Regions from separate parts of the Mus musculus genome. Here region 2 is linked to region 1. Evidence: chromatin loops called from intact Hi-C (ENCODE). Cell type or tissue: left cerebral cortex. All regions are shown on one strand.

Region 1 (8,000 bases):
TTTTCAGAAACAAAATATTAACAATAATTTCATGGTTTGAAATGGTATAATCACTGCAATAAGCAATCATTGGCCAGTTGAACAAACTTATAACCAATTCTGCTAACTACTTATTACCATAGATGAAAAACAATCCTTACTAAATTTATGGGAACATTCTTTCCATATGAAAAGCAATTTTCTATTCTTTATAAACAAAGAAGCTGAGCATTTCAAAATTCAAAGTATGGTTGAATCAAAATATAAAATATTCAATATGTTAGATAGAAGATTTGAATGTTTTCTATGCTAAAATTCTATAATATCGCTAAGAGAAACTAAAGGAGATCTCAGTTAACAATGGAAAAAATGTGTTCAAGGGTTCAAAGACTCAATATTAGTAAGAGGCTTATGTTTCATTCTGACCAAAATATATATCACAGAAACAAGTTGAGGAAGGAATGATTACTTGGGTTCCTAGTTTCAGAGATTTCCATGTGCCATGGAGGGTAGATCATGGTAGAGCACAGATGCTCACATCCTAGCAGGCCATGAAGCAGACAGGAGAAATGCATTCTTGGAAGTGCCCCTTTCCTCCCTTCTATTTCATCTGGGACTATAGCCACCTGCATTGGTCTTCCCTCAGTTAAACTTGTCTATAAACACCCTCCCAGACATTCCCAGAAATGTACTTCCCCAATCTCCTAAATAGTTCTAAATCCTGGCAAGTAAATGATGAAGATTAATCATCGCAGACGTCAATTTTCTCAGACTAAACTATAGAGTAAGTTGAATCCGAATGAAAAGTCCAGCTGGCTTGTTTCATTTTGTTTTGTTGGAAATTGAAATGGTGATTCTAATCTTATTTGGAAAAACCAAGGCATGTTGGAAAATGTTTGGAGACTTATGCTACACAGTGTCAAGGCTCACTTACTATAAAGGAACTTTCACCCTAACTCATCACATACAAAAATTAGTCAAAGATGAGCTGTAGACTCAAATGTGAACTTGGGGAGAATGTATTTGTGGTACTAGAACAGGCAAAAATTTTCAAAGGAGAATATAAAATATAACATCCAGAAAAGAGAAACATAATAAATTATACTTAAGAAAATTTTAAAGCTTCCTCAGTAGGAAATTCTATTATAAAATAGTTGCAAACAGTAACTACATGGTGGTGAGTATTGAGGAGTGAGAAGAACACAGGAGACTGTTTGAGATTCTATGTTTTGAGTTGTGATCTGTTGATCACATGCTTACAGATGTGTGAAGATATCCCTTGAGCTTGACTTCTTCGCTCCCTAAAGTCAATGAATTTACATTTCAGTGACCTGCAGAAGGATAAGTTAATAGGATGGGTCTCGTTTCTAGGTGGTTCTGATGACTATTTATTAGTATAAATGAAAAATAGTCAACTCCTTGGCCATATACCCAGAATGATGGAAGTCAGGGCCATGTCCTCATTCATTCACTGTCAAGCACAGATGACCAGTGCTCCAGCTGCTACTCAACATCTGCTCGTCTGGACACTTTCCTAACACTGACTAATATGTTTGGTTAGCCCATTGTACTCATCTAGTGGCCAAAGCCCTAGCTCAAGATTTAGTCCTGAAAACACTGTCAGCTGATGATATAAGCTCTTTCATCCAGGTGAATCCTCTCTGATTTCCACTAGGAAAGAACCAGTCAGAAGGGAATCTGTCATAGATAAGAGTTGTACACCACAGGCTTAGCATAGAAGTGGGAATCCTGGTCCACAAACTCAGAAACACCACAAACAGAGCCCTATTCTTCTCCAATTCAAAACATATTTTTACATCAAGCACATGACACCACATCATGGAGTTGACTTCCCTATCACTACCACTTGATTTCAATCACAAACTTACTCATGAGTATAAGATTTCTCTACTCTACTGGAGTCTAAGGCTTTGAGACTTCACACTTCTACAACTGACTCTCATTATTTTTGCTGTTTTATGCTGAACCCATTCTTCCTTGAATTGATGGATACAGGATAACGGCTAACTGAATGAGAAATGGCCAGCGGGGAAGGAATAGAATGGGATGCATTATCATCATATATCAATATATTGTTTACCTGTTCATTCTTGGAAAGGACTGAAACCACATGCCCATTAACTTCACGAAATGGCTAATAAGTGAAAACTAGATGGAGGTGGGAAGCATACAAAGAAACTGAGGCATAAAGATTACCCGATAGAACTTAGATTTGGGCCAGGTGGTTCATGCAAGTGCTGGTAACTTTAACAGAAGACAAGCTGTGATAAAGACAATTGAGATTTGGACAGGTTTGGGGCACACAGAGAAAAGGTAGTTAAACTGGGGTAAATATGTTAGTGACTTTATATTACTATAACCATCTGAGATAATTGACTTAGAAAGAGGGCGAGTTCATGTTAAGTAGCAGTTTTGGAGATATTTTTAGCTTCCCATGAGTTGGCCTGGCTGTTTCATGACCTGCAGCAAGGGAGTGCATCCTAGTGAGAGTGTAAGGTAGGGCTAGCCACATGCCTGCCATATAGCAGCCATGGAAGCACAAAGAACGGGAAAGAGACTCTCGGGTCCCAAATAATCTCAGGACAAATAGCCCATCAAGGTGCCTCTTAGCACACCCAAGCACATGCTGGTCTCTAGGCTTTCTCAGCAAGTACCTGTTACAGAGTCATACTGGCTGGTAATAACCAGCCCCTACCCTAAATGTCTACAACACAGAGGCTTTCATTTTGGTCATGCCCTCCCTTGGTTCTCTCTTTCTGCCCTCTCTTCCCTCTACTCTCTCAGTCCTCAGCTTCCTTCTTGATCCACATGACCTCTTTCCCTTCTCTCTTGTCTTCTTCTTTTGCCACCCCTTCCATGCCATGTCTCTCATCTCATGGCCCAGTTCATACTGCTGACTTCTTTCTCTCACTGCTCTGGACTCTTGCAGATGCCTCTGGCTTTACTCTCCCCTCGAGTCCTACAATAAATCCTTCTCTTTAGACCTTAGCATGGTTATGTCCTCATTTCCATGCAGAGACAGTCTCCTTAGAGGACACACCTCCAGTGGTTTAAAGATATCCTACTATGCCCCACTTCTTAAAGGTTCTGCCACCCACGGGTTGGAGGAAGCCAAGCCTTGAAGCAATATCTCAGATCCAATCTAGAGCAGAAACCCAGAAAATCTGTTCTTGGGTTCCACACTCCTACTAGTAACTACCAGATCCATGGCTTCAGGCTTCTTTCGTAGGAAGTTCCCAACCCCAGGCAAGTTTTACCACAGTCTTGAGGATACTGACCATTCCACTTGACCTCTTCAGCTTCAAAACTCAGAGGTTTCAGAACCACATAAAACAAGAAAGTGTGTTTCAGTATGTATCTAAAGGGAGGCGTTATGGTTTAGATGCAGTGTCCACTAAAGGCTTGTGTATTGAAGACTTTGTCTCCAATGTTGCAATATTCAGAGGTGGGGGGGAGGGGTCTTAGGAATTTATTGCATCATGGGGACTCTGACTTCATTAATGCTATACATATAAAAATTGATGGACTATTGGGTGGTAATAGACATTCAGGAGGTAGGACCTATTTGAATGGAGTAAATCCCTGAGGACTGCCCCCTCTCCCTTCCTCCCTCCCTCCCTTGTTCCTTTCCTCCCATCCTCTCTCTCTCTCTCTCTCTCTCTCTCTCTCTCTCTCCTAGCTTCCTTGCTTTACCGTGTTTGTTATGTCCTGCATGGTCACAGGTCGAGAAACGGAAAAACAGAGTCAAATAACCTTGGACTAAAATGTTTGGAATATGAGTCAAGTCTTTTGTCCTTAGGTTGACTCTTAAAGCAGCAGCATAGAGCTGACTAAAACGCATAAAGATCCTGGGTCCATGGGGAAGTTTCGAGCTGAGAGTATTGAAACTCTGAATGTACAGAGTTTGAAACTCTTTTTCCTGAAACCCTGGTTCACCAGAAGACCACTGAGAGTGGGCTTTTGTTTTTAACTGAAAACCTTTAATTAAACTCAACCCCATCCTTACAGATGTAAGAATGTGGCCCAGAGAAGGCCAGGGATGTCCCAAGATCACACAGCAGAGAATATGGATGCAGATTCAAAGGCACTACCCCTTGCCCTACTTCCTTGGTGGTAGTCTCATTCACCAATCACAGGCAATGGCCTCTTCCCCACCAGCAGTTTTAATGTCCTGCCCAGAAGTTTTCAGAGAGGGAGTTTTTCCCTAAAAACTGCAGATGACACCCACCCAGAACTCAAAAAAAAAAAAAATTACTTGCTTAAAGAAAAAAACAAGGGAACAAAAGAATCATGTCTTCCAGCAGCCGTGCTGAGTGAGGCCAGCTGCAGGGAATTAAGGGCGATTCAGACCCTCTCACATATGTTGACAGAGAGAAAAGGCAGCTGAGATACTCAGTGGGAAGTCCACGACTCTCCTCTCCAGGAATAAAAGTTCTGCCCCAGATAGACAAGGAGCCTCGAAGTCTGGAAGAATGAGCTCAGTGCCATCCCATAATAAAATCTGGGAAGGAGCCTGACCGAGGAGAGGAGAGAGCTTGAGTCTAGGAAAAATTACTATGTGAAGCTATAGGTGCTTCCAGGGGCTTGAGCCCAAAGCCCAGGGCAAAGTCTGGTTCCCAGGGGAAATGGAGCCAGCAAACGAGTGGGGTTAGGCTGAGGAGATACAAGCTCACCCTCCTTCAGCCAAAAGCCAGGAAGAGCTGTGTGGGTGCTCACCTACCAGTGTGAACTCAACCTCTGTACCTTGTGCTGGCACCAGTATTGAATCCTGAGTACCAGTATCTCTGTCCAATAACAGAATATTGTTTTTAGAAGTACACTTCTAAACACTAAAGTATACTGGCAGTGTAACTAACTATACACATTCATGGAATGACAAGGAAACCCAGGAAATAAAGAGGGTCTTTCCCCAGACAGAGAGATAGTACATACTATGTTGAGAACACTGTAAGAAGTGTATTTTGTGCAAGCTCCAGCACGCACGTGTGTTGGTTGGCTAGACTAACCGCCAAGCTCCAAGGATTTCCCTAACTCTGCCTGTTCCCTCTGCACTGAGGTCATAGGTGCACCACCTGGCTTTGATATGGATACTAGGGATTCAAACTCAAGCCCCACTTTACTGACAGGGCCATCTCTTAAGCTCCTCACTTGGTTTTTAAAGCTTCAATGGGGAGCTAAAATTAACCCCACGTGTCCAAAATACACCAAGCTGCCCAGCCTTACAGTTTGGAGAAGAGATTTCCCCATTGCTGGTAAGATGCACCTGCTGTTTGGATCTGGCTCCTCCAGACTTCTCAGGTGTCACTCATCTTTCCTGTGCACTGGGTGCCAGCTATACTGTAGGCTAGAATCACCTGCCAAGTTCTACATCCTCCCAGCTTCCCTCCGGCGGTTTCCATGGCAAACACGGGCATCTCATGTTCTATGTGGGATAAAGGCAAACCCGGAATATCTGAAAACAGTACGCTGACCCCGCTGGAGCTGTCCTTCTTTAGTTCTTCCATATCAATAGCTTTTATTTTAGTTTTGAAGCCAACAATCAGGTTCTGGGTGTTCTGGGACTGTCTGCCAGCACAAGACAACCAACAGCAGCCAAAATTCCTCATCCCAGTTCCCGTAAATGGCAGGACCGCTGTATGATGACCTGAGAATTGACTTCAAACAAAATGCCTTCCCTTTGATTCTGAGCCTTCTGACTCTACATTTGGATGCTGAGTACAGCTCTGATCCTTCGCCTGCCAAAAGCTACTAAAGATGCCTGATGTTCTACTTATAATGAAGCAGAAAAACCTCACCAACTAACCAGCCAAGGCAGGTTCTGAAAAACGTGCACATCTACTCCCGAAAGGTGGCTGCGCTCACCTGGGGGGAGGACATGGTCACTGGGCGTGGATTAGCAATAGGGACTTTCTTACCCGATACTTGATGTGACATTTGGCAAGTCCTAAAAATGGCTGTCGCCCTTCCTTGGGTAGGAAGAAATGGCATGTTGGCACCACTGTCTACCACTTTCCTCCCCCTCAGAACTGACATCTTAAGGACCTGCCCATAGAAGACATGGAAGAGTTTGGGAGAGGAGCCCACTTGGCTTTTTTTCTCTAAATCCTGATGCTATAGTTTAGATCTTAAATACTCTCCCGTACCTCAAAGGTTGGGGGAAGGCAGGGCTATTGGGAAATGGTTGTGACCTAGCAGAAGAACCTCGGATTCTCACCCAGGTCCCTAACACATTCTCAAAGAAGTCTCAGAGACCTCAAATTATGATCGCTATCAGGTGCAATCTTAACATCCCTTAATTTATAGGAAACATGAAAGGCACCACTCAAATGTCCGTCTCCCATCTGAAATGCCAACATTGACAACTCCTTTTTTACAAAACAACCTCCCAGAAAGGGCATGTGGGTGGTGGAATCCGAGGCCAGGGCATGAGTGTACCAGCACAGATCATTATCAAAGTACTGGGGTCAAGGGAAAGGTGCAAGTGCAGAGACAAAGAATATACAGGAAGTAGAGGCAAGTAAGAAACCTGCCTCCATCAGGGCTCTGGCACCAGACCAGCCTGGAACAGGCCATTCTACTTCTGTTGAGAGAGCTTGAACTGGGAGTTCTTGACCACAGAACCCCGAACCAGTACTTCTTTTATAGGATGGGGAGAAGGCAAAAGTACATTTACTAAACTCAGGGATAACTGCCTTTGGTGAGAGAAAAAATAAGTTACTGCCTGAGCTAAAAACCACCAGGGACTTGCAAGCCCCTCTGTCTGCCAGAGTCAGTGTTTTGCATATGTACAGTCTCAGGGGATATCTGCTCAGCTTGGTGTATGGAATCAGGACAGAGGCCCAATCAGCATCTATTTAATTAGGGACAGCATGTAACTCAGTAGTAGACCCTTCCTTGTCTACCACTAGTCCTAGACATATCTGGGATGGAGAACTCTCAACTGAAAATGTGCCTCCTTCAGATTGGTCCCATACCAGTGAGACTTTTCTTGATTATTGATGGATTGACATGGGAGGGCCCAGTGCACTGTGGGTAGTCCCACTTCTGAGTGAGCAGGTGGTCCTCGGATATATAAGTAAGGCAGCTAGGGAGGCTAGAGAGATGGCTCAAGGATGGAACAGTGGATGTTCTTCCAAAGGACCCAGATTTGATTCCTAGCATCCACATGACTACTTATGCTCTTCTGTAACTCCAGTTCCAGGGGATCCAGTGCCACCCTCTGGCCTCCCAGGGCACTAGATATATATGTGATACATAGGAACACATGCAGGCAAAGCACCCATATACATAGAAAAAAGTAAACAAATATCTAAACACAAAATAAATAATAAACAGGCACCTGAATGTAAGCCTGGGAAAAATTCAGTAAGCAGGTTCCTCACTTGTTCCTGACTCTGCTCCTGCTGAGGGCCTCCTGACACTTTCCTAAGTGACAGGCTGTGACCTGAAACTCTAAGTCAAATAAACCTTTTCTCCTCAAATTGCTTTCTTTGGCCATGGTGCTTCTAACAGCGACAGAAAGCTAAACTAGTGTACTACCTCACATATCACCCAGCAGAAGGGTGACAGCTTTGTCTTCTCTGGGTCCCCAACTCCCCATGCCATCTCTCACCCAAAGTAGACAGGAGAACGTTTTACTAAATTGAATGGAGCAGATTTACAAGAGTGATTTAAGCTCCGTGCCTAAGCCCCATGCATACACACAAGGTTGCCTGGCTGCTTGCATATACGTTTTTATAAGCATTTTTATTTGTTGCTTTTGAGGTAGCATGGTCAAAATAGCTGGCAGAAACAGTGTATGTAAAGGGTGAAAGAATTCTTTGGGCTCATGGTCTCAAGACATTTCACTATGACAGAGAAGGCTTAGCATGGTGGTTCAGGCCACAGCAATAGGACCCCATCATAGGAGCATGTATGGGAAGCTATTCGCATCACGCAGATCAGGAAGCAGAAAAAGTCAGGAACTAGGGACCTTCCCATGAAAACCTGTCTACCAGCTA
Region 2 (8,000 bases), 66 kb before region 1:
GAATTGAGAAGAAAATTAATCTAATCTCCTTTAATCCCCCTGTGTGACGCCTACAGTTAGTACACTGGCCTTCTGAGCCTGATGCCTGCAGAGATCTCAGGGATTTTATGGTCTTCTGTGTCATCTTTCACAGCTGAGACTAGTTGGACACAATTCCTCCAACGTCAAGTCTGAGTTCAGAGAGCACGGCATGCTACAGAACCAAAACCATCATCCCTTACATTTCTTCCCACCTCTTCTCTGGAACAGGGCTTCTATATATTTGTGTTTCAGGGGACTCACCATAAGCCATGGAGAGGAGAGAGGAGAGAGGAGAGAGGAGAGAGGAGAGAGGAGAGAGGAGAGAGGAGAGAGGAGAGAGGAGAGAGGAGAGAGGAGAGAGGAGAGAGGAGAGAGAGAGGAGAGAGGAGAGAGGAGGAGAGAGAGGTGTGCATCATGATACTGCAACAATTCTCTGACTTCTCTGTGCTCACTTTAAGGATGTGCTGTCCCCGCCCCAAAACTCAATCACTGCCCTGCATAAACAGACCATGTTTATGTCTAATGTAGCAGAAAACACCACCTTCCTTCAAAGAGTTTCTAAGAAGTCCTTTAGGGCCACCAAGCCATGGTTATTCTCTTTCATCTGAACAGTCTGTAACAAATCCATGGCAGATGTGCATAAACATATCCAACTTTATATATAAGGCTTCCTCCATTGTAGAACTCCAGCCTCAGAGTCAGATATAATTGGCCCTAAGAAGAAGGTGCAACAACTGTAGAGCAACTTGAAGCCACAAAGTTGCTCAGCTAGGATATTAGGATACATCTCCCAGTTTCTGTGGCCTGGTATCCCTGATGGTGCTAGGCTTTCAAGTTCAGACGTGATCATGCACTTCCCCAAGCTGCTGACATTAGTTCCCTCATCACATGGCTAACTAAATCTTTTAAGTGTTGAATACTTGGCCCCAGGTCACAGAGCTATTGAGCTGAGTGGATCATGAAGGGACTGACTTCGGCAGCTTAACCACCCTTTGATGAAGCCACAGCCGAATGCACTGCAAGGAGAGGGGCTCTGGGGAGAGGAAATAAGTTGCTGGGCATGCTTTTCAGAGGGGCATCTCCTCCCTAAACTCAACCCCCTCCCCCACTCCCGCCCGTTCTGCTTTATATTTGAAGGTTCACACTGTATCAGCAGACCATTTCCGTCACTGTGTCTTCTTTAAAGTTCTTTAAAAGCACTAATTATTTTTTCAATTTCAGACACTCATTTTTATAAATGGAAAGCCAGTATTACATGCAATAAATTAAAAGTAATTGTGGGAAACATGTCAGTGTACTAAAAAAATAAATGATGACAAAATAAAAATTAGTTAAGTAGGGAAACATTAACAGCCTACTTCTCTGTCTGCAAAATGATCCATACCTGAAAACAGACTACTTGTGTGGGAAATGCACCATCGATAGTCACTTGGTAACATACGACAACTATCTTGACCACTATCGCCAGCTAGGTGACAGGCACTAGATTGATCAAGAGTCACGGTCACCGCAGTCACCTCCTGAGCTTCAGTGATCGATCGCTGTCAGAACCTAGGCCAGGTGCTTAATTCTCTGGACAATTCCAGATTCTAGATTCTGTGCTGGGCACAGTGAAGTTGCTATTGCAACTGTGTTAAACACCTTCAACAAAAGCAAGTTGAGGGGGGGAAAGCATTTATGTCAGCTTACAACTTCCATGTCCCTGTCCATCCCTGATGGAAATCAGGCCAGGAATTCAAGGCTTAATTAAGCAAAGCAAGACTTCTCTCTGGGTCTGCTTCCACCCAGGAGACAGAATTTGGACAGGGTATCCGACTCTCCAACTCTTTCAGCTGTGGTATTTGTTGAACATGGAAGGACAGAATAGATTGATGTTGCTGTTCACAGGTGAGACTATCTTCCCGGCAGGAGCTCTCTTCTGAACGTGCTCCCATGACTGCAGTGTCATCTACATCTACCCTGAAGTCCTCACCAAAGCCAAGCAGTTGCCAACACTATGCTCTTGGACTCCATGACTGTGGGTTCCATAAGCTTTTTTATCTTTGCGAGCCTCTCAGCCTCAAGTATGTTGTTATGGCAACGGAAGATGGACTAATAGGACTTTCTGGCTTTTTTTCCTAATTATTTCCTGCAGATCAGAGCATGAAAGCTGCCCCCATAGATTCTCACATGTATTCCGGCAACCTTATCTTCGCAAGCACACTGTGCACTGCTCAGCTGCTTCCCCACACTTGCCTTCTCCCTCTCACAGCGCTATTCCTGGCAGGTTCCCTTAGTAGTCACCCTTAAGTCTACACATGAGCTCCAATCCATTCCAGCCAACGCTCTTCAGTAAGAGTGTCCTAATTTGACACACTCGAATGGCAACGTACATCGTCGTTGTTGTTGCTGCTGTTGATGATGATGACAACGATGTCCTCCTCCTCCTCCTCCTTCTCCTCTTCCCTCCTCCTCTTTCTCCTCCTCCTTATATTTATTCTTGTTTTGTTGCTGTTGCCGTTCTAGTTTTTGTTTGTTTATTTGTTTGTTTGTTTGTTTTTCTACCCTTTCCTTCCCAGGGAACAAATGAGGCACACTTTTTAACTTTTGCAGGAAGCAAAGGTTATGAGCAAAATGGCCTCCCTCTCAGCTGTGGGCAAGATGTCTGGGGAAGTACCAGGCATGGTATCTTCCCCAGTGTAAGACTGAGCACAATCCTTACTCTCTCCCCACCTCTAAGAAAGATGGAAGCTGCTATGCATCTCTGGCCAGAGGCTGAGGAGAGGAGAACTGGGCTTTTGACTTGAGCAAACGATCCTCAGTTCGGAGGCCGTCTAGAGAACAGAAGAAAAGGTCGGCCTGGGAGGAAGCTTGGCCTCACCTGAAGCTCTTCCGGAACTTTGCAGAAAGTACAAAACAAACCACTTCAGACCTTGATCAACCTCTCTTCTGCTTGTGAGTCTTGCCTTTTGGGTCACGTAGAACACCGCTTCCCATGCCAAATGTTACAGCAAAAATGAAAGACGAAGATATTGCTCTTTCTAATTCAGTGTGCCTGTTTTCCATCCTAGGTGTGTACAGTGTTGCTCAGCTGCCCTGAGCCTCCAGCAGGAGGAAGCACCTTTTCCTTGTTTTCGTGCTGCCATCTGCTGGACACTACGAGATTCACAGGCACAGATGAGTTTTGTTCCTAAATCTTGATCTTGTTTTGATTTAATGAAAGGGGCTCAAGATCGGGAGTGGGATAGCTAAAAAGGCTTTCTAGAAGAAGAAGAAGAAGAAGAAGAAGAAGAAGAAGAAGAAGAAGAAGAAGAAGAAGAAGGAGGAGGAGGAGGAGGAGGAGGAGGAGGAGGAGGAGGAGGAGGAGGAGGAGGAGGAGGAGGAGGAGGAGAAGGAGAAGAAGGAGGAGGAGGAGGAGGAGGAGGAGAAGGAGAAGAAGAAGAAGAAGAAGAAGAAGAAGAAGAAGAAGAAGAAGAAGAAGAAGAAGAAGAAGAAGAAGAAGAAGAAGAAGAAGAAGAAAACGTATTTAGCTTCAAATAATAAAATTATTACATTTTGTACAATGAGGGAAAGCATAGATGGCTGCTATGAACTGCATACTGTATTGCAGATGAGAAGGAAGGTTTGTGGTCTTCCAGTTGGTGAATTAAAATAGCTCACAGGGCTGGCAGTGGTGTCACACGCCTTTAATCTCAGCACTTGGGAGGCAGAGGCAGGCAGATTTCTGAGTTCGAGGCCAGCCTGGTCTACAGAGTGAATTCCAGGACATCCAGGGCTACACAGAGAAACTCTGTCTCAGAAAAAGAAAAGAAAAGAAAAGAAGAGAAGAGGGGAGGGGAGGGGAGGGGAGGGGAGGGGAGGGGAGGGGAGGGGAGGGGAGAAAAGAGAGACCATGTGGTTGCTGGGATTTGAACCCAGGACCTTTGGAAGAGCAGTCAGTGCTCTTAACCACTGAGCCATTCAGCCCTTAAAAATATCTTGATTCCATAAATATTGTTTTAAAATGAAATAATAATCATTCCCAAAATAACTCATGAAACTACATCTGCAAAGCTAGGAGTGAAAGCACATATTGATAATCCTAGCACCTAGGAGGTAGGAGTCCAGAGTCACTCAATTATGTATTGAGTTCAAGGCCAGACCAGGATACATGAAACATGTCTGAAGACATTCATTCTAGTCCAGGATTTAAAACAGACTTCTGAAGAGGAAGTATACGTAGACCGAGCATGGACTTGTGGATTCTGAATCAAAGTGAGCATCAAATATCAGTGAACTGAAAATAAAGATGTCTGGGGCCCATGCAGGGAGCTTCTACTTCATTGTACCTGGAGATTGGTCAGCCACTGGATACTAGAATATTCATCAAAATGATTCCTCTACAGCCCAAAGAGGGGAGTCACAACCAAACAACCAAACAAAAAGACATCATGAGGTGGTCTGAATTTGCTTGGTCCAGGGAGTAGCACTATTAGGAGATGTGACCTTATTGGAGTAGGTGTGGCCTTATTAGAGGAAATACGTCACTTTGGGGTAGGCTTTGAGACCCTCCTCCTAGCTGCCTGGAAGCCAGTCTTCTCCTGTTTGCCTTTGGAACAAGATGTAGAACTCTCAGCTCCTCCATCACCATGCCTGCCTGGATGCTGCTATGTTTCTTGCCATGATGATAATGGGCTGAACTTCTGAAACTGTAAGCCAGCCCTGATTAAATGCTGTCCTTTATAAGAGTTGCCTTGGTCATGGTGTCTCTTCACAGCATTGGTAACCCTAAGATACACAAACTTTCGTGTATATGTCAACTTCAAATCCACAACACATCAGATTGCATGTGAAGAGAAAGGGATAGGCCTCTATGTCTGGGTGACTTGGAAATGTCACTAGAAAGACACTTGCCAAAATTAGAACCCTACTCAAGGATGCTGGACATGGACAGTGTAAATGAAGCATGCAATATTGTTTTATGTAGTAGTAACATAATGCATTGTGTTCACATGTGTGTTCACATGTGTATACATGACACATGTGTGTGCATGTGGAAAACAAAGGACAGTATCAGGTGTCACCCTCCCTCAGGAATGCAGCCCATGCCCTTTAAGACAGGGTCTCTCACAGTCCTGGAGCTCACTGATGAGACTAGATTGGTTGGCCAGTGACCCAGGGATCCTTTAGTCTCCACCTCCCCAACATGAGGATTAGGGGTGCTTACTACAACACCCAAAATTTGTATGTGGAGTCTGTTGCTCACACTTGGAAAACAAGCACTCTATTGACTGCCCCAACCCTGTAACTTTTTTGTTTTGTTTTGTTTTGTTTTGTTTTGTTTTGTTTTGTTTTAAATAAGTGCTTCTAGCTGATAGTTTTTCCAAACATCAAGATAAGAAAGAGTTCTCAACAACTGCAGAGGTCATGAAATTTTCCATTTCCCTTACTAATGGAGGGACCTCTTTCTAGAACCATAGAGAGATCCAGGTATCTCTGATCTACCTATTCCAAAACCACTTGAGCTAGAGACAGCCCACAGTGTTGGATGGTGCATTCAGAGAGTAAGTAGAGGCAGAGAGAGACTGGCTCTGGAAGAGCATGACAGCTTCCTGAATGATATCAGAGACAGTCTTGAGGAAGACCTGTCTTCCAACGTGTACCAAAGCTCTCCAAGGGTTCCCAGCACATGCGATCAGGACTCTGCTGACTCCAGAATTTGTTTTTATTTCCTAGAGAAGTTGAAATGACAGCTTTGAATACAGAGTTCCTCCAATAAAATTAGCCCACTACCAATTACATTTTTTTTTTCTTTTTTTGGCGTGGTCTGAAAAATGTACTTCTGGGCAGTCCGAGCCAGTCTGTCAGTTGGAGATGTTTGAGCCAGATAAACCCAAAGTTACTGTCATCACAGAAACTTGTTTGTACATCATGTATAATCCTGAAGCGGTCACAGCAAAAACAAGACACTGGGACCAGTTATCCAGGTATACAGGAGGGATATAAAGAGTAAGAGTGTCACCTTACTGTTTTCGAATGGTGACAAGAACACACAGACAGACAGACAGACACACACACACGCACACGCACACACACACACACACACATCTCTGCCAGGTGGCTAACTTGATTCTATCCTTTTTCTCGTAAATGTGAGTTCTCCAAAGGGACCCTACAGCTTTGCTCTAAATCAAGTTCCCTCTCTTCTAAATCTTAACACACCTTGCCTTTCCTGAGTAGCACTCACTAAACTTACACCATAAGATCTTCAGAGATGTGGATCTTTCCTAAACCCCACTGTACCCATTGGGGACATACCTGGCATATATGATGCACTTGGCGTAGCTTTGATGAATTGGGGAATCACCTTTAACCACATCATCGAAGCCTCCTTTCTTCTTGTCCTTGGCCTGACCCTTGCTGTCTGGCTTTAGACCTCCACACCCCTGGACCTTGAATGATGTCAGAGCAGAACCTTCCCAGCAGGTGCCCCTCCCCCACACATCCCACTAAGACACAGCTCAAACCAAGAGGTGCCAAGACGTGGCTCATACTAAAAGCTACACTACACTGGGGCTAAAGGACTCCTATTGTATCCGATAGCTGCATCCTGAGTGCTGGGGGAAGGGGTAGTAGAAGGGGATTTATGAGAACAAATTAAATTGTGTTCCCTGCATACATTTTGCATTCTGGTTTTATTTCATATGAGTAATGGGATCATTCTGTGACAAGTAATGGGCCAGCCCTCCTCCAGACTCATTGAGAAAATTTCATTACCTTCCAAGACAAATTGAATTTTTCTTTTCTTTTCTTTTTTTTTTTTTTTGATGTTGAAAAGAATTTTATGAGGTTCATCCCTAAGCCCATAAAACACCAGCTAAAGCAGATTAGCGCACAGAAATCCCCAGGAAAGCAGCTCAGCTGGGAACAGGGATAATGGCTGAGGGAGAAACTTCGACAGAAGAAAATCAGAACCAAATACTGATGACTTCTAAGAAGCAGCGGAGAGAAGGACAGGCGACAGTAGTGATAGGAGGATTAAGGAGAACGTGGGACTGAGCAGCGCTTTGGAAGCAGACAGGATCAGGGGGAGGGTGTCTGTCCAAAACTCCACCCTCTGGTCTTTCAGTCTCCGCCCAGTGCTGATGTTCACATCCAGTTCCAGGTACTGTTCATTCTCATCATAGACTGGCCACGGAGGCAGGTCGGCACCGTTAGGATCCCTGGAAGTGAGAGCAGTCATCCAGTAAGATAGCCATCCTCAGACAACCAACTGCAGGGAGGCTGGCTGGCTCACTCACCCGCTCCTGGCAAAGTTAGCCCAGTATTTCATCATCTTCCTGCTTAGCAACTTCTCTTCCTCGGTGGCTTCCTCTGGAGGAGATGAACAGAAACAACTGCTTACCTGCTTCACAACGATCCCAAGACGCCTTCTATCCCTGAGCCCAGTCCGGCACCTCACAAGGAATCCTGGTTTCCATACAATGCAGGCTGAGCACACCTTTCTCATTGGTCCTCTGCTCTACCCATTCCCATTTGGACGCAGAGCTCTCTCTCTCTCTCTCTCTCTCTCTCTCTCTCTCTCTCTCTCTCTCTCTCTCTGTGTGTGTGTGTGTGTGTGTGTGTGTGACTGTCTCTGTTTCTCTATGTCTCTCTGTCTCTTAGTTTCTTTGACTCTCTCTGTCTCTCTCTGTGTCTCTCTCTGTCTCTCTCTGTCTCTCCAGCCATTCACTACTATCTGCTAAAGGTTGTTTCCAAGATGCCCCAGGACAATAATAAATTCCAAAGATATTACAGACTATCTATAAAACAATGTCATTTTACATATAGCATCGGCAACCCCTTCCCCTACACACACACGTAAATCACTTCTCCCTCACTTGCTATAACTCACACGGGACAGGTAAATCTTATCACTTCCCTGCAGAAACTTAGCTGCCAGATCAAAGGCAAGCACTGGTATCAATGTTTTGGATCCATTTAGGAAGATGGGCACATGGCACAGGTAGACACACCTCTCT

Evidence for each region. A loop is a pair of places that touch in the nucleus more often than their neighbours do. Peaks named below come from ENCODE experiments on the same cell type or tissue, not always from the same donor. Only the 100,000 strongest peaks of a DNase experiment are listed, where the experiment ranks them.
Region 2: a loop joins it to region 1, with 2.3 times the contacts of the local background. A loop is called at or near these places in 2 of 42 quality-filtered maps.

Annotation. Positions count from the first base shown.
Region 1 is chr8:93,558,393-93,566,392 of GRCm38, forward strand. Gm26843 (a long non-coding RNA gene) reads right to left here. Exons shown (of 10, transcript XR_003947433.1): 10 at 7,593-8,000. Among named protein-coding and RNA genes, the nearest start is that of Ces5a, 27 kb to the left of the region's middle. In left cerebral cortex, no CTCF peak of the experiment used is centred here; DNase peaks (open chromatin) are centred at 3,097, 4,436, 5,395 and 5,783; H3K27ac peaks cover 332 bases.
Region 2 is chr8:93,492,408-93,500,407 of GRCm38, forward strand. Ces5a (carboxylesterase 5A) reads right to left here. Exons shown (of 13, transcript NM_001381850.1): 12 at 7,281-7,353; 13 at 6,656-7,202. The coding sequence ends at 6,971. Among named protein-coding and RNA genes, the nearest start is that of Ces5a, 39 kb to the right of the region's middle. In left cerebral cortex, a CTCF peak has its summit at 3,126 (motif pointing left); DNase peaks (open chromatin) are centred at 2,237, 3,137 and 7,110; H3K4me3 peaks cover 204 bases.